Regions from separate parts of the Homo sapiens genome. Here regions 2, 3, 4, 5, 6 and 7 are each linked to region 1. The links are chromatin loops, found by intact Hi-C in ENCODE. Cell type or tissue: sigmoid colon. All regions are shown on one strand. Each heading gives the region's core, and the rest is flanking DNA. Links, peaks and the distances in the headings are about the cores only.

Region 1 (4,364 bases), core at 201-4,200:
TTTCAGTCCTCACTGCTGCACTATGGGCTTTCCTGCATCTGATGCTTAGGACATGGACTGACCATGCTACTGGCTGTGAGTCACGCCATTGGCTTCTCTGGCTCTCCAGCTCGAAGTCAGTCTAACTGAAACTTCACCACTGTGATAGTGTAAGCCAGTTCTCCCCATATATATCCCCTTTTGTATAGCCTGTTGGTTCTGTCTCTCTAGAGAACCCTGAATAATACAGATTTTGGTACCAGGAGTGGTTCTTGATAAACAGAATTTTAAGGATAAATTTTCTTAACTGGTTTTAGGGTTTTTGAAATGGGCTGTCTAATCTGATTAGATATAAAAATGCTAAAGACTCTGCTTCTAACAGTACAGAGAGCACAGATAGTCCATGGCATGAACTGTTGTACAGAAAATAAATATATTTGATACTCCTAATTCACCACATACATGAAGCAAGACACTTGGTAACCCTGTGACTGATACTTTCAAACATTTGTGAAAAACCAAGGAATATAATAATGCTAGTTGGTTGTTCCTAACACCACTGGACAAAGTGATGAAAGAAAATGGGAGGAAAGTGGAAGAGGGGTGAGGGAGAAAAAATTACTGAGTGGGTACAATGTACATTATTCAGATGACAGTTACTCTAAAAGTCCAGACTTCACCATTTGGCAATTTATCCATATAACAAAACTACACTCGTACCCCTTAAATTTATACCAAAAAAAGAGAGAAGAAAGTGATGAGCCCATGGATTTGAATTCTTGGCTCTAGGTGCTCATAAACAGCCTAAGAGCTTCTAAGTGTGCCCCGAAGAAGAACCTTCTCTCCTGTAAACACAGGAAATTGTTGAAATTGCTGAAAATCAAACAAGCCTTCATCATGCAATGGTCTGATGTACAATAAACACAAACTCTCAGCCTCTCAGGTGTCGACTATTAAAGTGAGGACATTGATTGGGAAAGACTGTTTTTGTTTTTTTTTTTAAGTTGGGATGGAGATGTGTGGGAGAACCCTGATGAGGCTGGAGACATCGGGCTCCTAAATTCTGATGAACCCTCATCCCTAGTGGCAGTAGCACCCCCATCTCAAGCCCCACCCCCAGTGATATTGGCCTTTCCACCTGTGTCTGAGGGGATTAACCCTTCATTGTCTGAATAAACAGTAATGGCCTCCCCTGAGGGAGCTTCCAAGCAAGACAAGGCTGATTCTCCTCAGGACCCACCTTCACCTCCTCTCTTTGCTTCTAGCCGCATAACCAGACTCAAGTCCCAGCAGACCCCTAAAGGTGAGATAGAAAGTGTGATCCACGAGGAGGTATGCTACACTCCAAAAGAAAGACTTGAGTTTTCTAATTTACACAAGCAGAAATCCAGGGAACACGTGTGGAATGGATATTATGGGTGTGGGATAATGGTAGAAAGAACATAAAGTTGGATCTAGCTGAATTTATTGACTTGGGCCCACTAAGCAGAGATTCTGCATTTAATGTTGCAGCTTGGGGAGTTAGGAAAGGCGCTAACAATCTGTTTGGTTGGTTGGTTGAAACACGGATAAAAAGGTGGCCCACTGTGAGGGAGCTGGAGATGCTCTTCCTTGGTTTACCATAGAGGAAGGGATTCAAAGGCTTAGGGAGATGGGAAGGCTGGAGTGGATTTGTCACTTAAAACCTGCTCACCCCAACTGGGAGGGTCCATAAGATATAGCTTTCACCAATACTTTGGATGGAGGTCCAAACCCCAGAAATAAGGTTTTGTGACTGTTATTTTGAAAGTGTGCAAAAATCTTGGTTGCTGTGACTTGTGGCAAGGCAATTCATATGCTATAGGAGAGGCTTAGCTACTGCTTAAAGGTTGGAGGTGAGGAAGTAAGCCTGGTTTCTTGAGTGTTGCTTATGGCTTTACTCAAATTTTCCTGAAAATATTTCTCTTAGTTCTTTATGCTGTGTAATAATTTCTACCAGCAAGACTAGGAGAATTAAAAAAAAAAAAAAAACAACAAAATGGATTCTTCTTAGAACTGGGCTTAGACTGCCATCTTGTGGATATTTAGCTTCATATTCTAGTGCTGACAAAAACAGGTAAAAGTAAGTGTACACATTGTTTTTTAAATTGACAAGCAGAAATTGTACATATTTTTGGTGTACAATGTGATGTTTTGATATATGTGTACATTGTGGAACAGCCAAATCAAGTAACTTAATTATACATTACCTCACATACTTATTTTTTGTGGTGAAGACTGAAAATCTACTCTGAAAGCAATTTTCAAACATACAATATATTGTTATTAATTGAAGTCATCGTGATTTACCATAGATCTCTTAAACTGATTTATCATGTCCACCTGAAATTTTGTGTCCTTTGACCAACATCTCCCCAATTCTTCCCATCCCCTGGTTTTCAGAAAACATCATTTTATTCTCTGTTTTCATGCGTTCAGTTTTTTCGCACTTCATGTATAGGTGAGGTGAGATCATGTAGTATTTGTCCTCCCGTGCCTGGCTTACTTCACTTAACATAATGTCCTTTAAGTTCATCCATGTGGTTGCAAATGATAGGATTTCCTTCTTTTTTAAGGCTGCATAGTATTCCATTATGTATATATAGCATATTTTCTTCACCCATTCATCCATTGATGGTTGCTTAGGTTGATTCTATATCTTGGCTATTGTGAATAATGCTGCAATGAGCATGGGAGTGCAGATACTTCTTTGACATACTGATTTCATATCCTTTGATATATACCCAGAAGTGGAATTGCTGAATCATATGGTGTTCTCTTTGTAACTTTTTGTGAAACCGCCATATTGTTTTCCACATGGTTGTGATAATTTACATTCTCCCCAAGAGGTGCACGTATATTCTTAAAAAATATTAAAACTAGAAAAGACTTTATATTATTCACCATATGCCCTGATTTTATAAAAGAAAAAAACACTTGAGGCTGAGAGGATAAAATGACTGGTCACCCATGAAATAAAATGAGTTGGTCAATTTGATGGGCCATTGTGATACATCAGCTATGCTTTCCTTTTGAGCTCAGTAATGGAGTAAGAAGGGGTAAGACATAGATTGGACAGACATAAGATTTGGAGTGAGAATAGGATGAGACTCAGAAATGGGATGAGGGATGGTTCTTAGTAATTATTTTATAACAAAATTAGTGTTTCAAAGGCAGTGTAAAAATACTTTCTTAATAAAACTAAAGAAGAGCTTATAAACAGCAAAAGTCTCCATTATACCTTTACTATTCTCTCCACCTCCTGAGGGCAACTCTGTTTCTATTTTTAACCCTCTCATAGTTACCACTATAAATTTAAATAATAGGCTTATGCCTTTATTTAAACAATATTTATATCTTAATATAAAAGATGAGATATTAACTTATTCCCTGGCTACTTTCCCTATATATTCTCATTTCCTAAATTTGATACTTATTTATTTTTACTTTTAGATCTCCTATGGGTTATAATTTTAGCTGATTTTTCTTCTTCCATTATCCTGAATCTTTGCTTATTTAGGATGAGTGCCTTTACCCCTAACCCTTCTTTCTAACTTTCCTCATTCTAAACCTCTATACTCCCCATTCTGTCAATCACTTTTCTTCCACCTTCTCCAGGTTATTGGTACTAACATTCTGTACACTAGCCATACATAAACCTCCCATGGTTTTCCTATAGTTAGATTCTATAATAAAAGCAAAACTAATCAATAGCAGTTACATTGTTATGATGTATGCATTCTTTTTTTTTTTTAAATAAAGCAGGACCCTTCTCTATTCATTCAATATCTGCACTTTCGGGCTACTCAGTGGAACATCTTTTCAATACCAAGATCAAATGAAATATTTTTCCTTACACCTCATCAATTATATAAAGTCTTGTCAAATTTGTTGTTTTATTCCTTCCTGATTTTTTTGATTCTTTTAAAAATCTTTTACCAAAAGAATAATATGCCTTTATCATATTTTCAAGTTTTTCAACTTTTACAATTATTTGGTCTATTGCACCAAATCCCCCAACTGTTCTTGGGGAGACATCCCTATTAGAGCCTCTGTCTCACTGGCCTACTCTGGATTGTTTTTTTCCAAGCTTGTAGAATAGCAATGTCATCCTAGACACGCTCTTTTCTGGATCGTATTTGTGTTTTTCTTTCTGGAATTGTTTATAATCATCTTTTATCACTGGCGCTCTAAAATTTATAGTTTTTTAAATTCATCCTACTCAGCAATAAGTGGTCTCTTTTCTGGTGAAAACTTTTGTTTTTCTCAGTTTAGGGATTTTTTTCCCCTGCTGTTTCTTTAATAATATCCTCTCCTCCAATTTTTTCTGTTTTTTTTTCTGTCTGAGATTCTAAGTCAAGTGATGG
Region 2 (4,364 bases), core at 80-4,079, 270 kb after region 1:
CTACATAAGACAAAAGTTGTCCCTATAAACCAGCATCTCATACAAGTGGAGTTGCAGAGAAAGAAAATAATACTTGAGTTCTAGTCCTAACTCCACCACTGCCCACCAGGTCAACAGAGAAACCACAGATCCCTTCTGTGTAGAATTACAGGGTTGAGTGAATATGATCTCTGATAGTCTCTGATGCTGTTGGTACCAGACAAAAATGTCTGATACTTTTGGTCATGGTGGGCAGACAACATGTGAAAGCAGAAGTGAGTTCAAAGCTGGAAGAGTTCACCATATTTCAGGATCAACTGCTGAGACTTGGATGTCTGGCACCATTTTGATCAAAGGCTCAAACCTGTGCCTCTTGACTCTGGTGTCCAGTGCTGGGAAGTCTATTTGAGACACAGTTTTGCTTCCCTTGCTCTAGGATAAAAGGGAAGTTATAGGCTTGTATTAATTAAACGTCCGTAAAGTGTGGATGAGTGAGGCACATATACAATGAAAGTAAAAAGGGATGTAACCAACCTAAGGAAGGAGTTCTAAATTCCATCACCACACACTAGGCCTATATGAAGAGATAACACAATAATTATAGAAAAGGGATTATAAGCACCAGGACCTGAAAATCACCCCCCTCCTTTTTTTTTTTTTAATGGAGATAGAGTCTTGCTATGTCACCCAGGCTGGAGTGCAGTGGCATGATCTCGGCTCACCGCAATCTCCGCCTCCTGGGTTCAAGCAATTCTCCTACCTCAGCCTCCCGAGTAGCTGGGATTACAGGTGCCACACCCTGCTAATTTTTTGGGTTTTTTTTGTATTTTAGTATCACCATGTTGCCCAGGCTGGGCTCGAACTCCTGAGCTCAGGCAATCCGCCCGCCTCGGCCTCCCAAAGTGCTGGGAAAATCCCCTTTGAATGTCAGGGACAGGTTACCTAGGAGAAAGGCACAGCATTGCAAACATAAAATTAAGCAGTTAATTTCAGAGGAAAAGACTGAGTTTTAGAAAGCCCCTGTTCACTGGAAACAAAAAATGTGACCATACAAAAGAGCCTATAGCATCATTTCCAGTTTAGTCTAGTTAGTAGGGAGGGAATCATGATGTGTTGTGTGTGTGGTCTGGGCCTCAAGCCATTGGGAAATGCTTAGAAGAATTTGATCTACTATGTTTGTAAGTCTGATTTACTTGATTTACAATTTCTACAATTTCAGTACTTAGCAAGATGTTGTTAGATCTGTATTTGAGTGTTTAAAATAAAATCTGTATATATCTTAGTCAATTAAACATTTGAGATAATACAGATGTATTAAAGTTGTCATTGTAGTTTAACATATCCAAGGCAATTTTATTAAATACATAAAATGGTGTTGTTTGAAAAAGAATTTGATCTCACATATCAAATTCAGAAAAGCATTTTTTCAAAGTTACTAAATGTAAAAATAAAATAAGATTTATAATTCAAACTTAAAGTCTTGAAAATTTTTAATTTAAAAATTGTACCTTTAATCAAAGGAATATTGATTAAAATCCAAGTTTGGGATAGAATTCCTGTTCCTGAACAAAATCCCCACTGATATTATTCCTTTCAGCATTTGTCTTCCTGTAGTCTGGCTACCCCAGGCAAAGTGCAGCAGGAGGCAGAAGAATCCCATCATAAGTAGGTAGGCACAAATCTTTCACGTGTTTCTGCCCATGCCTGCATCTGTAGTGCCACCTAGTGTCAGAGAGGGATAATAACATTTTTAGAAGTCAAGGGTGGAGCATGAAACCCATTTCAATTCTCAATTTTTTCTTAAATTCTGAATGTGTGAAACTTTCCAAAATCGTGGTGTCTAAGCCTTTTTTCTCTCTGCTGTCTCATGGCATTTTGTGTTTTCTTGTTTATATTCCCATAGCACATTCTATTCATATCATTGAGTATATTTCTTAGCTTTGGGTTTAGTAAAACCTCTGCCTTCATGCAGCTTGTGCACTAGTAAGATTTCCACTTCTGTCATACTATTTATCACAGCTGGTTCATATCAGCATCATTTATATATGTCCACCTCTTTTATTGCCTGGGAGCTGTTTTCTCAATAGTGCCTCATTACTAAAGAGGGCCTTGCCTTGTGTTCAATGAATACATATGGAATTAAATAGATGAGCAAAAAAGAATATTGAGCATAATGTACAAATAAATTGATTTTATAGATTTAATGTTCCTTTCATCTTTGTGTATTTGGTCAACAATTATTTTCTTCATCTGTTTTATGCTGGAAGTCACACTGTTGTATACTTTCTAGCTAGAATAAGAGATAGGATAATGGAATTTCTCTTCTTTTGCATGAGAATGATTAGACGCTTATAAAAGAAAACGGTCAAGTCTACGATTTTTACAAAATAACATCATTTAGTCATCTTTTCTACTGTATTCTATTTCCTAATTTATCAAATGTTATGTGTCATGTGAGAAAATTTATTCAAGTACTACATACACAAACATCATCTTCCACAAACATGTCCTACTGTTAAATAAACATATCATTAATGAATCACAATGTTCAACTCATTAAAAGAAATTATAATTTTTTTAAAAGATAATTAATACTGGATGAGTTGAGGTAGAAATAATAGGTAATAATAATAGTAGTAGAATAATAGAAATAATAATGAATAAAAAATAATAGAAATATTTTATTTGATCCCAGGATACCTGATATCAAATGTACCATTTTAAGGAATCTTATATACTAGTCTTTTAAAAATGTAAACAATATTAACTAGATTCACAATAAAGAAGCTGATCTGCATAATTTTCATGTATTTGAAGCTCATGCAAATACAGAATGTAAAAACACCTATGATGTTTTGTTTCCTCATTCTAACCCCTAGAATGTGTGAATATGCTATATCACATAGCAAAGTCAGGCTAAGGTTGCTGATAAAATTATAGTTGCTAATCAGCTGACCTTAAAATAGAAAGTTTAGCCTGGCTTATTGAGGTGGGCCCAATGTAATCATGAGGATCTTTAAAAGTGGAAGAGAGAATCAGGAGAGAGCACCAGAGGTGGTAGCATGAGAAGAAGCTCAGCCTGACTTTGCTGGCTTTGCAGATGGAGAAAGAGGGCCAGGAGTGAAGAGGGCAGCCTCTAAAAACTGGAAAAGGCCAGAAAACAGATTCTTCCTAATAATTCTCAGAAAGAAACACTGCCCTGAGGGCACTTTGATTTTAGCCCAATATGTTAGTCCGTTATTGCACTGCTATAAAGAAATGCCTGAGACTAGGTAATTTATGAAAACAAGAGGTTTAAGTGGCTCATGTTTCTGCAGGCTGTACAGGAAGCGTAACAGCATCTGCTCCACTTCTGGGGAGGTCTCAGGAAACTAACAATGATGGTGGAAGGCGAAGGGGAAGCAGGCATGTCTCACATGGCTAGAGCAGGAGGAAGAGAGTTGCAGGGAGGTTCATGGAGGGGATGGTACCAACCCATTCATGAGAAACTGCCCCCATGATCCAATCACCTCCCACCAGGCTCCACCTCCAACACTGGAGATTGCAATCGAACATGAGATATTGATGAGGACACAGATCCAAACCATATCACCCAGTGAGACCCATGTCAAACTCCTAATCTAGAGAACTGCAAGTTAATACATCTGTGTTGTTTCTTTGCCACTAGATGTGTGGTAATGCGTTGTGGCAGTGATAGGAAATTAATTCATTCCTACACCCTTCTACTAAAGAATGATAGAAACTGTTGAAATTGCATTCCATTAGCTGTCAATATTGTTTATATTAAGTATTTAAATTAGGCTGCAAAAGTCAGGCAAGGAATAAACAATCCAGTCTTTTGATAGCAATACCAGAAGGATTTCATTAACTTGGGATTTCCTAACATCCAGTTAGTGATATATTGAGAAAGACCAAAGATCAAACCCCTATTATGGAATAAGAGTTATAGTCATTTATTTAGTATATATACATATACAAATTGTTCATATACAATATATAGTATATATGAGCAATTTACTTCATAACCTCACTCTTTCTATATATATGTGTGTGTGTGAACATATATATATTTATACATATATACATATATGCATTTTTTTCACATATATATTTTATACAGACGTGTGTGTACATATGTGTCTGCACACACACACACACGCACACATATATATATAAAATCCGGAACAAGTAAAAATATAAGATAGCAGACAAAATGTCTCAGTTAGTTACTGGCCAATCTGCATTTGGGTTTTTTCCTGTGCTTTAAAAGTGATATTGAATTTTCTCCAGATTTTCTATGCTGTTCTGATCCAGTTCGTGTTGCAACCCCATTTTCTTGTACCAAAACCTTTATCACGATTTGTAAAAGATTCTCAGTATGTAAA
Region 3 (4,364 bases), core at 192-4,191, 580 kb after region 1:
GGCTGACAAGTCTGAAACCTGAAGGGCAGGCTGGCAGGCTGGAGATCCAAGGAAAAGTTGAGTTTGCAGTTTTGAGTTTGAAGGCAATGGGGAGGCAGAATTCCTCCCTCCTTGTAGGACCTGTCTCTTCTCATCAGGCCTTCAAACTGACTGGATGAGGCCCAGCCACATTACGTAGCATAATCAGCCTTCCTCAAACTCTACTTACGTAAATGTTAATCACATATGAGAAAAACACCTTCACAGCAGCAGACTGGTGTTTGGCCAAGCAACTGGACACTATAGCCTAGTCAAGTTGACGTCTAAAATTAACCATTACACCACGATTTTAAAGTCTTTAATATTGTTATTTATTCTGATGCTCTCTTCATACATTTCTATTCTTAGAACATTATTGGTCATATATGTAATTAATTGGGTGGTAAGTCCTGACATTATTTACATATTCTGGTAGGAAAATACAACTTACTCTCTAGGGCTCTGTTTTAAGTCACAGGCTTAGACTGTATGTTTTGGACTAACATTTGCTCAAGCAGTGGCCCGCTGGTCCAATTTACTTCCTTCTTCATTTGACAGACTTCAGATATTACCAGTCCTCAGTCCCATTCTGCCCCCTACATCCTCAGGGTCAGCGTCAGGGTTTCCTCATCAATTTTCATAGAAGTAGTGTGCTCCCATGCCTGATTTCAGGATGTATGCTGGACCTTTCACATGGCAGCCCTCACATTTTTTTGAAATACATTGATAGTTAATTGAGACTTAAGGAAAAAAATGTTCCTAACTCTAATGAGAATTCAAGAGGGTATGAGATGGCCAAATCACCTTGGTCTAGATAATTCCAGCAGCTGAACTTGTACTTGTTCTGTTTATATTAATGCCTAGTATTTGTATTCATTTTGATACTGACATTGAAATATCACATTCACATTGAGAAATCACATCATTTATAAGCATTTTGCAGATTGAAACTAATGTCTGGATTTATAGATACTACCAATACAGCCATAAGTCATACATGAAGCTATATGAGTTACTAATTTGTGTTTACTGAATAAATTTCTTTTTTACTCTGAATCTGATTTTAAATCTGCTAGAAAGATTGATTATCCTTCTGATAAAAATATACACCGTTCCTTTAAAAGTCTTGGGACCCAGGGATTAAAATAGGTTCCTCATTTTTTACATTTCACATGGGAAAGATTTTGAAGAACCAGACTTTATAGCTGAAATGTGAGAGCCCAGAAGACATATCACATATTGCTCATTCTGCTATTAATGTCTGTGCTTAGTGTTTGATCAGGATACTAGTAAAGGCCCTCACCATCTCTGTTCAGACATGTGGCTGCAAAGATCAAAACAAAACTACAGAACTGGCCATGCAGTTCACAAGAGGTGACCTTTGATTTCTGGTAGTAGCTTTTACTTGCTATAGATGGAACCTCTTCTGTCAACACCACTGGCACTTTCTTTCTCCTCACTTTTTCCACCCCTTATGGACACGTAATCTAGTAATCTTAGTATTGTTTGAATAAACCCCCTTTCCTTTAGTCTAAACTAGTTTGAGCTATGTTTTTGTCACTCACAACTAAAATAATGTGTTTACTGGAAAATGACTTGTTGGATTTTTTGTAATCATGCGATTCAGAAACAGTAATAGTTATGCTTGGGTTTCAAGACATAATGTCCACCCTATCCCAAAGCAAACACCGAAAGCAAACTCTCACCTGCTGACATTGTTACAAACCCTAAGACCAGAATGCAGATTGTGCTCTCCTCAGAAGATGATATTGCAGGTTATGGGCTGAATATCTGTGGCCCCCCAAAATTCCTATGTTTAATCCCTAACCCCCAATGCAATGGTATTTGGAGATGGAGCCCTTGCTAAGTAATTAGGATTAGATAAGCTCATGAGGGTGAGGACTTCGTGGTAGGATTGTTGCAGGACTTTTCCTTAGTTCAGCTAAAGATGAGGTCCTTGTCCATCCCACAGCCATGAAAATTTAGGTTCACAGGCAATTTGGAGGGTGAGTAAAACAGGGTTTTATTCGGTGAAAAGGAAGAAAAGGGAGAAACAGGGACTCTCACTAGGCTGGAGTCCCTGCTAGAGCACTTCCCACTGGCAGCTTGAATCTCAGGTTCCACACAGGAAGAGGAGAGGCCAGGTTCCTTCCCCACTGCAAACATGGTGAACTTCCCGAGGCTCCACCTCTGTGAGCAGGCTAGTTGGAATTTCTCCAAGGACCCCCTCCCACCTGACTGTCTCAGGATCAGCCAAGATAAGATGCCTAAGAATGAAATCTACCTTGTTGCCATCTTGATCTTGGACTTCCCAGCCTCCAGAACTGTGAGACATAAATCTCTACTGTTTAAACTATCACTCTATGGTGTTTTGTTATGGCAGCCCAAGCCAACTAATGTAATGTATATGCTTGTGCTTTGCTTTCCAAGACCTGTATGCTTCAAACACAGCCAACAAAACGTAGCCTGCTACTGGGTTTGGGTGACCGTATTAGTTCCTATGGCTGCCATAACAAATTACCACAATTGTCGTGGTTTAAAACAACAGAAACTTATTCTCACAATTGCAGAGCCAGAATTCCAAAATCAAGGTGTCAGCAGGGCCACACTCCCCCTGAAGACTCTAGGGAAGAATTTTTCTTTGCCTCTTTCAGCTTCTGTTGGCCACAGCAATTCCTTGGCTTGCAGCTGCATAACTCTGATCTGTCTCCATCTTTACATGCCTTTTCCTCTTCTCCAGGATGATCTCATCTCATGTTCTCTAACTTAATTACAACTGCAAAGACACTTTCTCCAAATTAGATCACACTCACAGGTTCTGGGGGTTAGGAGGTAGACGTATCTTTTTGGGGATCACCATTCAACCCACTACAGATGACTGTATAGCCTAGAAGAAAAGGGTGATAAATTATATTTAGAAACAAAACTGACAAAAGAAAATTCAGAAATGATTTATGTGGGTTTCAGGTCCATCACTCCATAGTTTGTCTTCATAAAGATTTAAGCCAGTGGAATTTCCATATGGTTGGAAAGAAAATAACTTCAAAGCTGCTGAACTGGAAACTTAATATTTTATTTTCCACTTAGTGACAGGCTAAATTACAAAGGCTTCAAAGCATACTGTGTTTACATGCAGTTCCCACTTTGCTGCAATTCAACTTTGGCAACTTCCACTTACAGTGTTCAGCCAATTAAACCTCTCTTATCAACTTAGAGTATTTACAGCAGGAAGGCAACACACAATTAAAGTTCTGTCAGTTAGTCAGCTTCCACAATTAAAGTTCTGTCAGTTAGTCAGCTTCCACATGTGCTCAAACGCTCAGCCTCAATCTGTTTCCACCATTCCTTTTGTATCTGAGGCCTTTTCCCATGGCTTATCAGTCTGTCCCCAAAGCAAGAGAATTGGGGGAAGAGTTGTTGGTCTGCTGGCATAAATGGCAGAGGAGGAAGAAATTATGGAGCCAGGCAAAGCAAAACAAAGAATCATCACAAAAGTATTTTACAATGATCATCAATAGTGCTGTATTAGTATTTGTTGAGTTAAATTATTCCATTTGATAATCACTATAAAAAAGGAAGGTGTGGAGAAATTACTAGCCTTATCTTACAGGTAATTAAAGCAAAGTTTAAAAGAGTTTAACTACCCTTCCAAGAACATACAGTTTATAAGTGGCATGTCAGAATATGTGAGATATTTTGAAAAAATATCTATGCAGGCATTTTCTAAAGGAGGTAGATTTCTGAAATAATTTAAGCAATGGAAGCATCATTTAAATAAACTTATAACTACCAAAAGGAACTAACCTAAACATCACACTGATTTAGTTGAAATTTACTAAAAATAAGTTGCTTCTTACAAGAAAAATAGAGTCAACCTTTGAATACCCTTTAAAATGGAACACTCAGTTATAAAATAACAATGGGAAGCATCTGCCTAAATATATTTGGCAAGTAAGTGCCTGAGATGGAAAAAACCAATTTTGTGAGTTGAAAATCAAATGTAACATAGTTTGTATATAAAACTGACATCAACTTAGTCCAAAGAACTTCAGATATTGTCATCTTGAAAAGCCAAAAGAGATGAGGAATCAAAGGAAGAGAGAAATCTGGGCAATTTTTGTTGGTTCATCCATGTTGGCTACAGTCAGGCAACCCAATGCCATTAAGCGCAAGGTAATTTGCCACCAAGGATCTTCTAGTTAAAAGCATCAGAAGACCCAATAACTTGATTAATAAAGCATGTGCTTTGCAAAGAGCACTTGAATAAAGACACAAAGGGCATGAAACAGATATCCCTATTCAATCCTAGAACGTGGTCAAGTGGCTCCAATTCTCTTCAACAGTGT
Region 4 (4,364 bases), core at 243-4,242, 49 kb before region 1:
AGATTTAGTTCAGAATTGGTGTTTCTATAATTATTTAGCATGGCTGTGAGGCAAAGATTAGAGAGGGGAAATCATAAAATGCAACATTGCCAAACTGGTTTAATTATCGAACATTTTGATTTTTACCGTTTTGGGAGAGAGGAGTGGTTCATTAAAACATTGGCCCAATATTCTTCATTGTATTTCTCCTTTCTCAATGGTCCCAAGAATGGCCTTGAGCTTTCCCTCTCCAATACTGCTGACCAAGAGACCATCCTTGTCTTAGGAAAAGTTATGAAGATACCAATAGAGCACATTATGTAAATATCTAAAAACCACAACCTCAGAGATGATCCACTTACCATATAAAAAACAAACAACAAGGAGGAAAGTGAAAATTCATGTCTAGAAGATGGCTGTGACTGCAATATAACTGAAATAATGGGTGAAATTCACTTGTATCTGGCAAGTATGTTGGATGTCTGTCATTTTCAGACGTTGTCTGAGATCTTGCTATTTTCCCAAGCCTTTCAAAGAAAATTCAGTAACGCAGAATGAAAATGTGGACAGCCCAAGAACTTTGTTTTTCCATGATTCATTTCACCTGGGACTGACCTGGGTTGTCTGTTAATTTTACACAGTCGTTATGTCTATACAAACAAATTAAAGTGGACATTGCATCATTAGCCGAAGAGCTTGGTTATCTGTTCACCAATGTGAAGAATTAAAGCATCTTCAAATAATTTTTCTTCAACAATAATTATGGCTGTCCTTTTGTGTTGGACACAATAGTTCAACCAATCAACCAGTGCTATCTTTTGTTTTGTTGGCAGGGAGGTGGCAGAGCAGTGAACTCTGCCAGCTTAGATTCTTGACTGTCACAGGGTAAATCTGTAGTATAAACCTATGAAAAGCTGTCAGAAAAAAAATTAGCATCATCAAAGAGACTGTGATAAAGCCCAGGCTTTCTAATACTGTGAGTCTCAAATGTAGCTCATAGGAATAGGGAAAATAAATGCACCTTTCTAGATGTCCCGAAGCTTATCCCTTTCACCTAGTGGGAGAAAGACCTAAGAAGAAGAATTATATTGGTGTAGCAATAAGGACTTCAAGACAAAGAGTCTACCATCTCACCAGCGCTCTTCAGTGGGTCCATTTAATATAAATACATTTGGGGTGGGTGAAATAAAACTATGAATATTCATAGAATCCTCTTCTTCTGCCCACATCCCCATCCCTATTGTGTCTCCCACTCCAGGGGGAAGAAGCCTTGGTGTTATGAATCAAAGTGAGAGCTGTGGAAGTCAGAGATACCACATTTCCTTGGGAGGCAGAAAAAAAGTTGGGAAGAACCTAAAATAACAATCGTAGGTCAGGTTTTTAGAAAGTGCTAAGAAGTTTGGGAGGAGAAAAAGAACATTGAGTGCAACTAACAGAGATTGTGAAAGAGGACTTAACATGTGTTACTTGTGTTATAAATGCAAACTTTCTTGGACATTTTTCAAGAGACTTCAGTGAAGATTTAAGTTGTTTTTCAAGGATTTTTGACTTTGATCTGGCATTTCTTCTAATTGTAGCACCATGCTGGGACAAGCCACAGGATGGTTCAACTTTACGTAGGTTACCCAGAGAGCCATCAAACCTCTGAATTAGAGAGTACTCAAAAGCCCCTTTCTGTGGCCTCCTCCTGCATCATCCTAATGTGTAAACCTGTCCACACAGACCCACATACCACATTCCTCCTCCACCTCCCCATCCAGAGGAGAAGCCCCTGTTCCAGAGCTTTCCTTTGCATCTTAGTCACGTCAAAATTTACCTGTCACATTTCATTTGAGGAAACCTGGTTTACCAAATAGACAAATTAATGCAATAGCATCAATGATTAAAAATGAAACTGATGTGCAACCCATTCTAGGCATATTTTGATATAATGCCTTACCAAACCTTCAGGTGCTCCAATAATAAATAATATGACAGGAAACAAGTAAGTGAACCCTAGCTCAGTGTCCATTATAGAGTAGGCATCAACAAATATTTCCAGGATGAAATTATTTTCAGTTATATTTGTATGGGGTAGGGAGGTCATCCATAAACCCTGAATCATATCCTGTACCTTGGGGAAAAAAGTTCCCAGTGTGCAAATAGAGAGAGCAGATGGAGTCTTCCTTGGTGGAGCCCAGGCCCTGGAGACTGAGGCTAAGTGGGAATGAGAGGCCACCAAAGCAAACATAAACCACGAAGTGCAAACACTGCATTTCTAACTTATTTGTTTTCAAAGTCAAAGTTATTTTTCTTGTGATTTTGGCTGCTCATTGGGATATATGGCTCATTGGGATATATTAGATGTCAGTTTATTTCTTATTTAGTTTCCTCTTTCCTGGTTACCTGTTCCACAACTATAATTGTAATTTCCAGTTCTTTAGCAAAGATCACACTTCCTGGATTTATATAATCCTTGAGCAATTAGAGCTGAGGCCCTGTCCCATTTTCTTTTCCTATTGGTTGATTCACTTGTTTGTCCACTTTTCAATATATATTCATGAACTATATGCTATTTACAAAGTTTTGTGTGAAATATTGGAAAGGAGAGATGTACAATTTCACCCTAGATTGAGGTGCTTATATTCTATGAAGAAGAAATGACACAGGTGGTACAACACAAAGCAGTGTGTGCCTCGAGGATGTGTTTGGAGTTCACAGAGGGATCCCATTGGCTTAAGAGATAATGAAGAGTTTAAGAAGTCCTGGCTAGGAAAAGACAGGAGGCAAACGTGGGTCTCAACAGGTAGCCCTCAGGGCTGGGAAGAGGACATTCCAGACCCAGCTTGGGGGTACTAGGGGAGAAACAAACAAAAAGTACCTCAACATGATCATGCAAGAAATGTAGTCACTGATTAAAGAAAAGATTTAAACTTTACAAAAACACACAAGGCAGGATACTTACTTTGAAGTGAATTTTGACTCTATATTCAGAACCTTCCTTTAACACAATGGTTTCCTTTTTGAGGGCTTCCAGATCTCCTGTAGAAGAAGATTTAGAGAGAGTTTATCCTCAAAAGCAGATACACAAGTTAATAAATGACTTTTAAGTCCCGGAAAAATTTGTTGGGCCCACGAGGGCAACATGGTTCACAGGGCCCTCAATTCACAGAGTATTTGAGTTTAGTCCTTGCACACACACACACACACACACACACACACACACACACTTAATGCCTGAAATCTTACAGCTCTGTTATGAAAAACATGAGAGTTTCCCTGCCCCCAAGTTTGATGACAATGCTAAAAATACACAAGACATTACAAATAATGAGTTGTGAAGATAAATCTTTTTTTGGTCCATTTATTCTCTCATTGAGAATTATATTACTGGTCAAATGAAGAGGTTATTAAAGAATATGCCCCTTACCCCTCAAATAAAACATATAAGAAAAATAGTATTTAGGAGTGTCAGCTATTTGTTTTTATAGATTTGGTGATGTTTGTGGCATTTTCTAGCTTTTAAAATTCTACTTGTTTTTATTCATTTTATCACTTTAAGAAAATGTTCACCTTTGTGTTTACTCTTGTATTTTCATTTGCAATTTCATACTATTTTTCTTAAGGAATATCACTGAAGTTATAAAAGCTTCAGGTTCCATAAAACCAGGATCTGTCCCAAATTCCTGTACCCTGATTAAGGAGGTAATCACTCTCTATGCTTTTCTTCATGCATAGCAGCTTGTTAGTGACAGAAAACCCAATTTGGTTTTCCTCTGCTGGGAAAGGGGACAGAGACCAAGTTTTCCTTGCAATACTACCAGGTCCTGCTGAAGAGAACAGATTTCTTTAGCGCTAATTCAGACCTTATCTTGCAAACTGGCAGCTGTACCTGGTAATATTAGGAAGACTCTGAGTTCTGGTGAGAGAGCGTGAGTTTCTCTCCTGGAGAGATGTCAGCATGTCGGGGTAGCTGAATGTGTGTGTGTGCCTGCTCTAATGATTTCAGTTGAACAGGAAGTGTGCCTTCTCAGCCTCTGATTTCCTCCCTCTGACAAAAAAGCCCATATAAGGTAAAGACTGGCTGTGTCCTGTGAGAGGGGAACTACTCTGCTGCTAACTAAGCCAACTGTTCTAGACTTGTGCTTTGTCTGTCTCACAAGAGTCCAATTTTTTCATTTGGTAACTATTTTTTTTTTCCACTAAAAACTTGCCTTTGAAGGCCCCAATCTCCTGGCTCCGTGCTTCTCCTCTCATATCCCCTCTGATGCCCATTTCCTCCACAATAACCCCCTTCCCAGTCTCTCTCCTCCTCAAGCCCTAAGTCTCAGGGAAAGGCTTGACCCTTAGTTACAATAAGGTGAAAGAAAATAACATCTTAATTTGTACGCCTTTAGTAGGAGACG
Region 5 (4,364 bases), core at 79-4,078, 230 kb before region 1:
AAAATACTCTGGCATTTGTTTATGCTGCTTTTCCCCCAAATTTGGTGTGGCCTTCTTCAATGGGTCATTAGCTCAGAACAGATGGCACCTGTGCTCTTTGAAGATACCCATACACTTGGCTGACAAAATTTGTCCTTTTGTATACCAATAGCATTTGATTTATACCACTCTATTAGAGCAAACCATATGTGTACAACTACACGTCTTTCCCCTTTCTCTCCTAGAAAAATAGGAGTTTCTTGATGGCAGTAACTTGCTCATTTATCTCTGAATATTCAAAATATGCTTGGAAAAGAGGCATTAAACAAATGTTCAAAATTCAAAAGGGATGACTTTGCTACAGGATCAAATTTCAATGCATTCCATTCACTTTACATTTTATAATTCTTATTTTATGTAGAGATGGGGTCTCACTATGTTGGCCATGCTGGTCTCAAACTCCTGGCCTCCAGCAATCCTACTGCCTCAGCCTTCCCAAAGTGCTGGCATTATAGCCACCCCCACCCCGCCCCCCTCATTCACATTTTAAGTGAGGCATTACAGAGTTTTAAATCAAGTTCTTTAACATTTTTAGTAAGCAATTTTACTATTAATAGTAAACTTCAGAAAATCTTGATCGTTTTCAGTTTGAGATATTCTGTTCAGTTATTGAACCGTGTGACCCAGTTTTGGTTTGGAAGATATGATTACTGTCAGGACTGGGTACTTACTATACCATAGGACTCAGAGTCACAGACAAAAATAAATATTTCTTGGGTTTAGATAATTAGGTTATATTTTATAAAGAACAAAACACAAACAAAAAAATAACTATGCTACAAGGGAAAATATAAGTTCTATTCTAATCAAAGAATTGAGACCACTACAAAAATAAAAAAAAACCCCAAAACCATGAAATATTTAAACAATTCCATATAAGTTAAATACTTAAGGAAGAGTTTTAATTGTCATACAAATATCTACAGTATTTCTATCCTCCATCGGGGCCCTAACTTTCATCCTTAATTTATGTGAAACCCAAAATCACTCATTTGGTCATGCAACAAATATCGAGGGCACGAAAGTATGCCAGACTCTATTTCTTTTAAGTAACTCAATTTTTCACTTGCATTAAAGAAAATTGAACTTCTCCGAGTGTCTCACTGTCTTAGAAATTAAACTAACACCAGTATTGTGTACTCACTTGAAGTCTTTATGGAGTAGGAGAAAGTACTTAGAAATGACACGTCAGCAAAAAGGAACAGGGGAGCCTTCCTGGCAGAAGAAGAGGCAAATGTCAAGATCTAGCGGTGCGGAATCCTTCGCCAGCTGGGTTCCAATCTTGACTCCAGTTCTTTAACCCCTGGGGCTGGGAAACTCCCTTAGAGTGACTTCAGCCCACCGCACCAAGGAAGCTATATGACTTCTTCATGTTTAGAATAGCTAGAGCAAGACCAAGCGTGGTGGCTCACGCCTGAAATGCCAGCACTTTGGGAGGCGGAGGCGGGTGAATCACTTGAGGCCAGGAGTTCAAGACCAGCCTGGCCAACATGGTGAAACCCCGTATCTACCAAAAAAAAAAAAAATACAAAAATTAGCCAGGCGTGGTGGCGCAGGCCTGTAATCCCAGCTACTCCGGAAGCTGAGGCAGGTGAATCGCTTGAACCCGGGAGGCGGAGGCGAGATCGTGCCACTGCACTCCAGCCTCGGTGGCAGAGCTAGACTTGGTCTCGAAAAGAAAGGAAAAAAGAAAAGGTAGAGAAGGGGCAGATTAGTTAACGCGGCATGGATCACACCGCATCCTGGGGTGCCAAGCCTAATGAGAAGTTAGGAAGGACAGAGCCAGGAGTAGAGCGAGGCTGTTATACGGAGCTTTACCGGAGGCCGGGGCGACCCCTACGGCCTGGACGCAGGCTGATCACCAGGTCTTCCGCCCCCTACCCTCGCCTACTGGAAAGTGCGCTTAACTGGTAGCACCAGCCCCACCTTTCTCCAAGACCCTCACTACACCCCGGGAGTACCGGGTAGGACCACGCGCTTGGTAATCCCACAGCTGTCTCTCTTACATTCTCACTGAACTTATTAGAACCTAACCCGCCACCCGTTTCCCTTCTAGACCCCCAGGCTGCTCTGAACAGGGCCTTTACTCGGAAGCCAGGGCTTACCTCCCGGCTGCGATAGGGTTATTTGTGATGGGCATGACACTGCTCGGAGCGGGGGATTCCCGGCAACTTGGCGACCTGCAGGTGATCTGGCCTTTCATGCCGGCGTGACCCCCACTGCCTGCCTGCCAACTCCACGCCCGCCGCCAGGTGGCCGAGCAGGACGCTACCCGCTTGGCGTAGGCAACTTTACGCAGCTGGCTAAGAGGGAATCGCAGGGTGTCGCGAGTTTCGCCCGGCCGCCTTAATCTCAGCATCTGAGCTTGGTCACCTCTCACTCAACGTCAGCGATTAAGTAAAATAGTACCCAGTAAGACTACGCGCCACACTAGAGCTGCATTCAGCTTTCGGGCTTGCAGGTAGCGGCGTGCTGCGACCTCCCATTTCCTGCGACTTAGCAAGCCCTGCACACGCACGAACCGCCCTTGACGCGTGACGCTCACCCCTGAAGGCCAGCAGGAAGTCACCTAAGCCCTGATTTACATGGAAGCCATCCGATACGTGCTTATGGGCCAACGACTCGGCCGCTTAGAAGACCATGACCAGTTCTAACACTAGGGCTTTGTACAAGCACTCTTCTAAACAAAATCCGGTGTCTGGATTTTGGGAGGTCACTACTGCGTTGCGCGGCACCTCCAGGGTCGTACCTAAGCACAGGCGGAACCCCCTCCTTGAGGTCTAGTTCTCCCCGTGCCCGCCAAGTCTAATCCCGAGCAGATGCTCGGGCCGCGAATATCCCATTTCCGGTATCCGGAAGGCGACATCAAAGGGTTGATATTTACCCGTTATCTAGGAAGTGTTAACAGCTCTTTCTGTGACAGTTTGGGGGCCCTGAAAAGGGCCTTTTGGAGTCTGTAGAGAAGCTGTGGGGACAGCTCAACCGCCGAAACCATAAAGGGTGCGACCCTGGCGTTTCAGCGCGTACACCACATCCATGGCCGTGACGGTCTTGCGCTTGGCGTGCTCCGTGTAAGTCACCGCGTCACGGATCACGTTCTCCAGGAAGACTTTGAGGACTCCCCGGGTCTCCTCGTAGATGAGACCAGAAATGCGCTTGACGCCCCCACGTCGGGCGAGACGGCGAATCGCCGGCTTTGTAATGCCTTGGATATTGTCCCGCAGCACCTTCCGGTGGCGCTTGGCGCCTCCCTTACCCAGCCCCTTGCCACCTTTACCTCGCCCAGACATTCTGAAATCACAGCGCCTACTCAGCAGAAAATCGGGCTGCCCACTGTGATTGCCAGTCGCAGACCAGGGCTTATAGTCTCTCGATGCGGACCTGTTTGAAAACATCAAAAAAGTGGGCGGAGCTCTAGGCCCCACCTCTGGAGACATGCTATAGTTGTTAAGTCCAGGAAGCAGTCAGCGAAACCAGCCTGATTTTTTTGTTGTTTGCTCTTTTGGGAAAATTTTTTCTGATGTTTGGAGAAAGGTTCATGGTGATACGTTTTAAAGTTAAAACAGTATGAGCTAAAAGAATTTATATTGCCTTTTCTCAGCGCTTAAATAAAAGTAGGCCAGATCCTATGCACGTTCCTTGTTCTGTCCCTCCCTCCTTCTGTTTTTTCAAACGGAATTCCTGACTTACTATGAAACTCTATAAAAACCTGAAAAGCTTTACATCCGAGATTTCAAAGCAATTACTTAAAATTTAAAATTTTTCACACGTGGGTCTTCTGAAGACATAGTAGGGGGAGAGGACTTTTTTCTCTTTTACGGCCCTGCAGATAATTAAAATTCTTTCAATTGAAAAAAGAAAGTGCAGCTTCCCGTCCCCCACCTACACTCCACCCCCACCTCCCCCCGACCCCCGCCATTCCCCTTTCAGCTGCTTCTGCGCAATTTGCAGGTTTTCCTGCCCTGCAAGAGCCTGTGTGCTTTTCAACCAAGTAACTTCCTGTGGTTATTTAGTTGAAATATTGTCAATGTCTTATGTCATTCAAATCTCAGGTTCTCATCTCACATTTTCCACTTAAAAATTCAAAGTTCTTGTAAAACAATGGATGCCACAATCATGACTTGGAATAATGATTTCTACTGCAAATCCCCTCAGGAGGTTCTGAATCCCTTCCTTTCTCAAGAGAATCCCTGAACAAAAACGAAAGTTTCTGTAAGGTGTCACCGCTCTTCAAAGGTGTCAGGACCCTGTCTTCTCTAAAGGTTTTACTGTGTTAAAAAGCAGCTGTTATTTAGAGGATGAGTCATAAGTCTTTCCCAGGTAGT
Region 6 (4,364 bases), core at 129-4,128, 110 kb before region 1:
GCATTTCTCCTGTTAATGAAGGGATCTTAGAACAGAAAATAAATAAATGCAGTTTTAGCGACACATAGCTGGAAATATTTCCGTGAATATTCCTTGACACAAATATATTTGAAAGTGCCTTAACTTATGCAACTCATATAAACGGAGATTGGCAAAAATTAAAGGAGAGTATAAAGTAGATTTCATTAACTTCCTGATCAAATGAAATCAGTAATCAATCCATGTGTCTTAGAGACTTGTCATATAGGCTTTGTTGGTTTTGAGTTTGGACGATCACTTTGCCTTTCTTAATTTCTGTATTTCTACTTGGTAGATTTTAAATTCCTTTTGAGGAGAAATTCTCTGTCCTGAGGATTTATGAAGCATAACTAGATTGCCGATACATGAACAGTTTAAACACTATAAAAATAATGAATAAATTAAAAATGAGAGTGATGTGCCATTTCCTCCTATGCTCAGTCTTTATAAATCCAGCTATTCAACAGCAATCAGCTGGCTGGGTGTGGTGGCTCATGCCTGTAATCCCGGCACTTTGGGAGGCTGTGGTGGGTGGATCACTTGAGGCCAGGAGTTCGAGACCAGCCTGGACAACATGGTGAAACCCCATCTCTACTAAAAATACAAAAATTAGCCAGGCATGATGTCATGGGCCTGTAATCCCAGCTACTCAGGAGGCTGAGGCATGAGAATTGCCTGAACCTGGGAGGTGGAGGTTGCGGCGAGCCGAGATCACACCACTGCACTCTAGCCTGGGCGACAGAGTGAGACACTGTCTCAAAAAAAAAAACAAGAAAGAAAAACACAAAAAAACCAAAACAGCACTCAGCTTAACGTGGCGCCTGTGGTCTCCCAGCTGACTTGGCGTCCAGCTCTGTGCTTTACCATTTGTCATTACTCCTCGTTTTCCATCTGTGCAGTTGACGTGGTGCCAATTTAAAATTTCCAAATGAGATTTTATGGCTTCTAAATATGTCGCCTGTAGCTTAAATCCCATATTGCACTACTTCAAACTTAAAAAATTGCTCCTTTGGCAATTTTTATAGTCATTAGATTTAAAAATTTACTTTAGTTTTCCAAAAGAGGCCCCCTTTTCCCTCCCTGTTATATATCTTTCCATCTTGTTTATTTAAAAATAAGAAGAGGTTCTTTAATGCAAGGGATTTGAATAAAGAAGTTAAATATTCACTTACTAAGTTCATAAGATTCCATGCTTTCATGTGATTCTGAAATTAAAAAAAAAAGATTCATTATATCAATATTTATCCATGATTCATTATGTTATTATTTATCAATTTAGACACTGTGATAGTTTAAATACAGGGATGGAAGAAGAGGAAAGAGTCTAAAAACATGAAGAATATATTTAGCAGTGTGGTTATTAGAAATTTCAGGAATTTAGGATTTATGAGGTTTTTCTCTAGCTCTGGCCTTGCTGTGGATATCTCTATATTTTAGTTTCTCTGATGTTGAAGGAGGGAGTGGCCATTTTCAGCTAAAATTTCCCAAGGGCTATGACGTCTTCAGACAAGCAAAATAAGACACTTTAAGTGCTGTACAGAAGTCTCCAGAGAACCTTCTTCTCTGATTTATTCAGAGCCTGTTTGAGAACAGGGTCAAAGAGGATTAAGAAGGATCCAGAAGACAGCCAGGTTTCTCCAGGCAAGAGAACTACAGGGCAGTTGCTCTGCTGGGCTTACTAGGGCAGGTTTCTAAGAGGGTTCCGAAAGCCTCTTAAGAACCTGTGTTAAATTGGCAGCCACAGAAACCACTAGCTCCAGCTGACAGCTCACCCTGGGCACGATGCCAGTTCAGAGAGAGAACTGAAACGATATCAAAGCCGAAGTTTTCTTCTTTCTGCCACTCTCCTGAGCACAGCAGATAAATTTTGGAATAAGAAGCTTCTATTAATATTTGCCAGCAAGTGAATTTTCTTCAAAACTTAAAAAGGAGGTGAAGAAATCAAATCCTCTAATACAGAAAATTTGTGAATACAAGAGTGAGAAGCATAATCTTTATGGTTGTTAATGTAATTTAAATTTTAAAACAATGAAAATATCTAGGTAATTGAAACAAAAGACTGAAATAAGTAAATAACTTTGCTTCAGATTTCCTTTTATAAGCTTTGAACAAATGCAGGTATATTTAATGACATATAGAAAACAGGCAAAATTTATTTTCTGACAACAGGAGTTATGAAAATGATTCTTTTCTAAAATTCTTTTGATGTAAAACTTTATTTTAAAATTAATTAACTGAACAAACATAGTAAGTTCATGAGATTGTCCAGTCCCTAGAAAGGGCTATACTTAATACTTCACATAAAAATGGATTTTCTCAAAGGCAAGTGGTTTAAACAATACCCTTAACCCATTGATACCAAAGTCTAAATAAATATCCTTAAAAATGAGGATGCAGGGGGCTGGGAATTTGGTATCTTCTTTCTGAAATATGAGTTTCTAGATATACAGAGACTTACCACTGAACGGGTTTGCCTGTTAAGTTGCATAAGACTCTGGATATTTAGGATATAAAAAAGACTTAATAGAACAGATCAGTTTCTGCGGAGACTGGGAAATGTGAAAGTAATGGTACTTTAAGATTATAACAGAGAAAGGGGGAAGAAGAGGAGGAGGGAGAGGAAAAATAGAAGTAAGCCAAAGTCAGAGGCAGAAAAGTAAACACAGAGAAATGGGAGAAAAGTTTCTCACCATAACACAAAGTTACTACCGCTAAGGCGGCCAGGATGGCAAGAAGGATCAGGCTCTTCATGGTTTCGTCCTGCAGGTCAGTCTCAGGGTCTTGTGTAGCAGCAGTAGGGAGAGAGGCTCCTACGGGATGTTAGTGGAAGGCTGTGAGGTTTTTATAAGAACCAGAGCAGTTGAGAGGGGAGGAACCAGTGGGAGAGAGCTGGAGAAGGTGGGGAAGGGTTGGCACTGAACTAGCATTGGAACTTTTCCCAAACAGTCATTCCTTCCAGATATTATCTACTCTGAGTGGGCAGTTTTCCCTAACTGCTGGACCTGACTGTGTTACACAGGATGCTGCTCTGGTGCAGAAGTTTTGGCCATCGTATGCTTGGGGACAGACCTGGGCAAAAGCCCACAGAGGAAGTTGCCACAAACACATGATCTACCCTCCTGGCCCTGACCGCAGGGCTTTTGGGTTTGGTCCACAGACAGAGCCCTAGTGTTCTGTTTGTTACCCTGATTGATTGATGAGAGGTTTTGGGGGAGAAAGGACTTCACTTTCTTTTCTTTTCTTCTTTTTAACCTTTGCCTCTTCTTCTAGGAGAACTTCGCTTTCTACACTGATTATAATTTAGACATCTTCCCAGTAGGGCTGAATCCTAGACCAATCTATCAATCCCAGACTAATCAGGCATTTGCCTGGGGATATGCATCTTTGGCATTTTTCCAAGGGTTCATCAGGATGGAGATATCCGGTGCACCATGAGTTCTGTTTCCTTAATCAACACCGTTGTAACTTGCCCATCCAGTTTTGTGACATTAATTCAAACCTGTGCCCTAGTCCTCTTTTAGGCAGCGTATCAGTGCTGGAAAGTGCAGCAAGGATAAGAGGGTACTGTTCTCTCATTTCTGAGGGCGTTGTCTCGATAATTAACTAACTTGATAGACTTTTTAGTGAGTGGCAGGTGAGATGCAAGGTACTGTGCTAGGTGCTGTGGGGGATGTACAGACAAACAACACACCTCCCTAAGGAGGTAAGTAATAGCTACTTACTATTCACTTTGCTCTTTCACTGTAATGTATCCTCAAGCACAGGTTTTCACTACACCATCAGGCCCAGAAGTACTAGCTTATTTTCCACAGGAGGATTTCAGTTTGATGCCTCTGGTTATCTTGTATAGAGAGGTCTTTTCTTTCTTTCTTTTTTTCCCCCTTCTTTTGCAATCACAAAATCTGTCCTACCAGATGTGCCTCTCTTGCTTGGGAACCCAATAGTTTTCTTTGCAGACAACAGACTTGAAGTCACAGAGCAGCAGATTGTAGAAGAGCTACAGCTTCGGGACCTCTGACTCTTGAGCTGGAACAGCAATAGGGCTGGGTTGGGGGTGGGGTGGATGTGTCTTTCAATACTGATGTATTTCAAGGAGCAGTGATGAACTAGGTGGAGCCTCATGCTTCATTCTTTTTGTCTTGTTGGGATGGAGTTTCCCTCCCACCCTCCATCCTGTGAAGAGCTTTTATAAATATTAACAGAGTCCCCATTAAAAGAAATAGCTCCTTTGAAATCTGAAAGATTGAGTTCTGAGGGATCAATAAAATTCAAGTTTTCTCTCCAAAACCTAAGAAATAGATTATCTGTGCGAAAATCTTAAAGAAAATCTCAGAAAGAAGACCGTG
Region 7 (4,364 bases), core at 145-4,144, 760 kb before region 1:
TGCAGCTGTCCTCCAGAACCACCAAGGCCTCGATTTACTCACTGCTGAAAAAGGAGGACTCTGTATATTTCTTAATGAAGAGTGTTGTTTTTACTTAAATCAATCTGGCCTGGTATATGATAACATCAAAAAACTCAAAGACAGAGCTCAAAAACGTGCTAATCAGGCAACTAATTATCCTGGACCCACCTGGCCACTCTCTAAAAACTGGGTATCCTGCTTCTTCCAATTGTTAGTCCTCTAATACCTATCTTCCTCCTTCTCTTATTCGGGCCTCGTGTCTTCCGGTTAATCTCTCAATTCCTACGAAACCGCATCCAGGCTATCACTAATCACTCTATATGGCAAATGCTGCTTTTAACAACCTGACAATATCACCCCTTACCCCAAAATCTTACTTCAGTCTAATCTCTCCCACTTTAGGTTCCCGCACCACCCCTAATCCCGCTCGAAGCAGCCCTGAGAAACGTTGCCCATCACCCCTCCAGACCACCCCCAAAATTTTCGCCTCAAGTTTTCACTACTCTTTCTCGTTTTAGTTCTTCATTATTAACATAAAAAGACAGGAATGTAAGGTCCTCTGAGCTGGCCACACCATGATCAAGCCATCGTGACATTCCCCTGTCCTTGTGATAATGTACTTTGTGATATTCCCCATCCTTGTGAATGTACTTTATAACATTCCTCCCTGCCTTGTGACAATACACCCTCCCTGCCCTTGTAAATGTACTTTGTAACATCCCCACCCCCTCCTTGTGACAATACCTCCTCCCTGCCCTTGTGAATGTACTTTGTAACATCCTCCCCACCCTTAAGAATGTACTTTGTAACATCCATCCCCTGCCCACAAAAAAAAATTGCTCCTAACTCCACCGCCTATCCCAAACCTATAAGAACCAGTGATAATCCCACCACCCTTCACTGACTCCTTTCTCGGACTCAGCCCACTTGCACCCAAGTGAATAAACAGCCTTGTTGCTGACACTAAGCCTGCTCAGGTGGTCTCTTATATAGACACGCTTAACATAGATATCATGTGGAAAGCATGTAAATTATAAGAATGTACCGCTTTTGTCTCATTTTATTTCTCCATTTACTGGATGCATTTATGGAAGGCACGTAACAGGTCTTTGTGGGAAGACACGGAAAGAAATCACAAAAGCAATTAAGAGAGCTCAAATAATGGGGTTTATGCAAGTTACATACAAGGATACTGCATACCTCAAAGACCCCAAAGTTTGTAACATCAATTATCAGGAATAAAATTATATAAGGTTACCACCAATAAACTTATTTTACAGTTAAAACAAAAGTTTTTCTCTTTTTTATCTCTGAATTGTTTATTTAAAGACAATTTCAATAGAAATATTTGATTTGGGGGAACTTCTAACCACTAAACAAATAGCAATTATCCTAGTATTGGATCATCTTTGTCTCCTATCACTATCATTTTCTTTCCTATTGCTTTCATTTTTATCTCTTTTCTTAGACATGGTTTAAACATTAATCACGTTTTAACTTACTTAACACTTGTAACAAGCCTGAGTTAAGTGCTATCATTATTCTCATTGTTTTGGTCGGGACGAAATGAAATATATTCAAGCTAGGTAATTTAAGGAGCTATTTAATAAAAGGAGCATCTAAAAGGTATGGACAGAATGTAGGATAACCCCAGGGGACAGCAAAGTGCTCTGGGTTTCACAACATTTAGGTACTGTTATCATCTTTAGGCCTGAAAGATATAGAAAGGATGTAAATACTATTTCCCTAACATAGAGTGAACTATTTTGGTAAGGGCTCTTGTTGGGGATATGACCTTCATTGAAGGGACAGAGCCCTGGGACCTCATAAGAAGGGAGCTGGGGGGGATAAACTCTCCAGCTCTACGCTCTTCTTTCTCTTTAATTTCCTTTGAGTGCTTCCCATTGCCCAGACCCAATTTGAAGCTAAAAGTCAAGATAGCTTCTTGATGCATTCCATATAGGTCAGTCTCTGCCTCCTAGGACACAAAGCAGAGTAGAGAAGGGTGGATATTGGTCTAGAGAGGCAAAATAAAAGTAGCATAATCACTTTACACTACAGTACTACTACACCATTCTGTCTCCAGCGGTGGGAGGTTAGAAAGGTAGGTAGATAGTCAACTATTTTATGGAGCAAATAGTAAAAATGTATACAGGCCTTCTGCAAACTAACCAAAAAAATAAAAAGAAAAAGAACGGGGCAAAAAATAAAAGCTTTTGATAGGCATATATCATGTTATTTTTGGAAACCACTATTAAGAACTGTAAGCTTCCTTGATTGTTACAGTGCTTAAAAGCATCCAGGAGATGGCAGCATTGGTAAGGTATTTAAAAATCAAATGTTAAAAATATTTTTCACAATTATTATTGATAGATAATGAGCTTCCCAAATGGAATAACGTTTTAAAGTATAGTTGGTCCTAAATAACTAAAAATGCAGAAATACTAAATTATTGTCAAATAATAGCGTGGCTTTATGCAGGTGGTTATTCAAGAGTACACTCACATGACACATGACAGTTCAGTAGATATTCGGACTGAAAATACAACAGATTACAACGGGGCTGAAAAATTTCTATCGCCTAATGAGGCCTAGGATAATGAGTGTGTTTGTGTCTTAGTTTGTTATTTGTTTCTTTTTTCTTTTATTTTCTTTTGAGACCTGGGTCTCGCTCTGTCACCCAGGCTGCAGTGCAGCGGTGCTATCTTGGCTCACTGCAGCCTCCGTCTCTGGGGCTCAAGTGATCCTCCTGCCTCAGCCTCTGGGGTAAGATTCCAGGCATGCACCATCACCCTTGGCTAATTTCTATATTTTTTTGTAGGGATGGGGTTTCACCATGTTGCCTAGGCTGATCTCAAACTCCTAAGCTCAGGAGATCCTCCCACCTCGGCCTCCCAAAGTGCTGGGACTACAGGCGTGGGACTGTGTGGCCCGACCTGACAAAAACAAGTTTAATAACTAGAGGCAACTATTCACAAATCATATACAAAATATCATATGTGAGATGTGGTGGCTTATTAAAATCTAGATATCACAGACATCATATCAGTTATGAGGCAAAAAAAATTAATCTGCCTTTAAATGTTATTTCTAAACTGTTTTAATCATTTCCAACATTGAAACATAAATTGTTAAAGATACACCTAGATGTCAATATTCTGGCCCAGGTACTTAACTGGGTACAGGAGACAAAATACTAAAAAACAATCTGACCTTCTAAACCCTCAGCCTGAGATGGAAACAGACAACTCCATTGAATTACAATTCGATCTGACTCTAATAGCAAGGTGCCATCTAAATGGGAGGGCCAACTTGCCTAACTCCACCTTGACAGACGGGGAAGGCTTCACCAGGGAGGGAGCACGGAGCAGAGATTTTGAGAGATGAGCCTGCGTTTGCCAGGATAACCACAGGGAGAAGGCCACTGCCTGCAGAAAGAGGAGCAGGCGTAGGGGAGGGTAGACATGAAACAGCACACCCTATCCCAATGGTTAACCAGAGGCAATATCGCTCCCGGGGGAGATTTCGAAATGTCTGGTAACATTTTTGCTTGTCACCACTGGAGGAGTGCTACTGGCAGCTAGTGGGTAAAGGTCAGGGATGCAGCTAAACGTCCCACAGTGCACAGACAGCCAACCACGACAAATGAATTATCTGACCTCAAATACTGCCACTGTTGAAAAACTGCTGTAACCGCAAATGGCATCTCTTTGAATGGCAAGGTTACAGAAAGGAATAGCAAAAATGCAGCGATGATCCAGGAACGTTTTCTAAAAGGGGGCGGGGATAAAATTAGGGAAGGTTTATTGACACCCCCCAAAAAAAAGAGAAAAAAAGAGAGAAAAGTTTAGATTTTATTGTAAATGTGAGAGAGAGCCAGACACAATCAGCTTTGCTTACTAGAAAGATTGCTGTGGCTGTGGGAAGAGAATGGACTGAGATGGCGACGCTGACAAACAAAGAAAATTGGTATTTTAACAATTTCACTTCTCTTTTCTTTATCAAGGGGAATATCTTACAAATGAAAAAATAGAAGACTGGTAAGAGGAAATTGAAACTCTAGATTGATGTCTAGATTGTAAGAGGGCAAGTAGCTGCTCCAGTGATTTCAAGATTTGTGATGAAGATAAATTAAACTGCCATGTCTGCGCCTCACTTCCTGAATCCCTCCCTCCCGCTGGCCTGCACCGCTGCCCCTCCCTCCTGTCTGGCGTGGTTCCTTAAAGCCCTGCATTTGACTCCCTACCTTGGCTCCCATTCTTTATTTATCCCACCTGACTGGCAACCCAGATTTGACTTGTTCTTCCAGTTCTGACTTGGAAACTACCCATCAGCCCTTTGCG

The links. Hi-C counts contacts between places; a loop is a spot of excess contacts. Peaks named below come from ENCODE experiments on the same cell type or tissue, not always from the same donor. Only the 100,000 strongest peaks of a DNase experiment are listed, where the experiment ranks them.
Region 2: it touches region 1 in a loop (6-fold over the local background); 19 of 110 quality-filtered maps call a loop at or near these places.
Region 3: a loop joins it to region 1, with 2.5 times the contacts of the local background. A loop is called at or near these places in 2 of 110 quality-filtered maps.
Region 4: a loop joins it to region 1, with 2.2 times the contacts of the local background. A loop is called at or near these places in 36 of 110 quality-filtered maps.
Region 5: a loop joins it to region 1, with 4 times the contacts of the local background. A loop is called at or near these places in 22 of 110 quality-filtered maps.
Region 6: a loop joins it to region 1, with 3 times the contacts of the local background. A loop is called at or near these places in 3 of 110 quality-filtered maps.
Region 7: it touches region 1 in a loop (5-fold over the local background); 14 of 110 quality-filtered maps call a loop at or near these places.

What each region holds. Positions count from the first base shown.
Region 1 is chr12:14,993,981-14,998,344 of GRCh38, forward strand. No RefSeq gene overlaps it. Among named protein-coding and RNA genes, the nearest start is that of LINC01489, 5.7 kb to the right of the region's middle. In sigmoid colon, for the core only: a CTCF peak has its summit at 2,053 (motif pointing left); no DNase peak of the experiment used is centred there; H3K27ac peaks cover 237 bases.
Region 2 is chr12:15,267,442-15,271,805 of GRCh38, forward strand. LOC105369673 (a long non-coding RNA gene) reads right to left here. Exons shown (of 3, transcript XR_007063224.1): 3 at 1,498-1,701. Among named protein-coding and RNA genes, the nearest start is that of RERG, 48 kb to the left of the region's middle. In sigmoid colon, for the core only: CTCF peaks have their summits at 1,716 (motif pointing left) and 1,916; a DNase peak (open chromatin) is centred at 1,650.
Region 3 is chr12:15,573,148-15,577,511 of GRCh38, forward strand. All of the region lies in intron 19 of PTPRO (protein tyrosine phosphatase receptor type O), which reads left to right. Among named protein-coding and RNA genes, the nearest start is that of EPS8, 210 kb to the right of the region's middle. In sigmoid colon, for the core only: no CTCF peak of the experiment used is centred there; no DNase peak of the experiment used is centred there; H3K27ac peaks cover 732 bases.
Region 4 is chr12:14,944,950-14,949,313 of GRCh38, forward strand. It overlaps ARHGDIB (Rho GDP dissociation inhibitor beta), which reads right to left. Exons shown (of 6, transcript NM_001175.7): 4 at 2,924-3,000. Among named protein-coding and RNA genes, the nearest start is that of ERP27, 8.6 kb to the left of the region's middle. RefSeq lists an enhancer at 4,119-4,328. In sigmoid colon, for the core only: no CTCF peak of the experiment used is centred there; no DNase peak of the experiment used is centred there; H3K27ac peaks cover 1,639 bases.
Region 5 is chr12:14,767,756-14,772,119 of GRCh38, forward strand. It overlaps H4C16 (H4 histone 16), which reads right to left and starts at 3,376. Exons shown (of 1, transcript NM_175054.2): 1 at 2,965-3,376. The coding sequence starts at 3,329. The coding sequence ends at 3,018. LOC105369669 reads right to left here and starts at 2,902. Exons shown (of 3, transcript XM_047429947.1): 1 at 2,145-2,902; 2 at 1,184-1,254. The coding sequence starts at 2,398. RefSeq lists enhancers at 2,002-2,597, 2,598-3,194, 2,859-3,188. In sigmoid colon, for the core only: CTCF peaks have their summits at 2,267 and 2,467; DNase peaks (open chromatin) are centred at 2,306, 2,556, 2,826, 3,416 and 2 weaker places; H3K4me3 peaks cover 3,292 bases; H3K27ac peaks cover 2,764 bases.
Region 6 is chr12:14,883,023-14,887,386 of GRCh38, forward strand. MGP (matrix Gla protein) reads right to left here and starts at 2,832. Exons shown (of 4, transcript NM_000900.5): 1 at 2,709-2,832; 2 at 1,191-1,223; 3 at 1-25. The coding sequence starts at 2,769. In sigmoid colon, for the core only: no CTCF peak of the experiment used is centred there; DNase peaks (open chromatin) are centred at 1,779 and 2,919; H3K4me3 peaks cover 3,239 bases; H3K27ac peaks cover 1,072 bases.
Region 7 is chr12:14,236,062-14,240,425 of GRCh38, forward strand. It overlaps the pseudogene MRPS18CP4. Among named protein-coding and RNA genes, the nearest start is that of ATF7IP, 130 kb to the right of the region's middle. RefSeq lists enhancers at 3,164-4,103, 3,258-3,337. In sigmoid colon, for the core only: a CTCF peak has its summit at 2,315 (motif pointing right); no DNase peak of the experiment used is centred there; H3K27ac peaks cover 682 bases.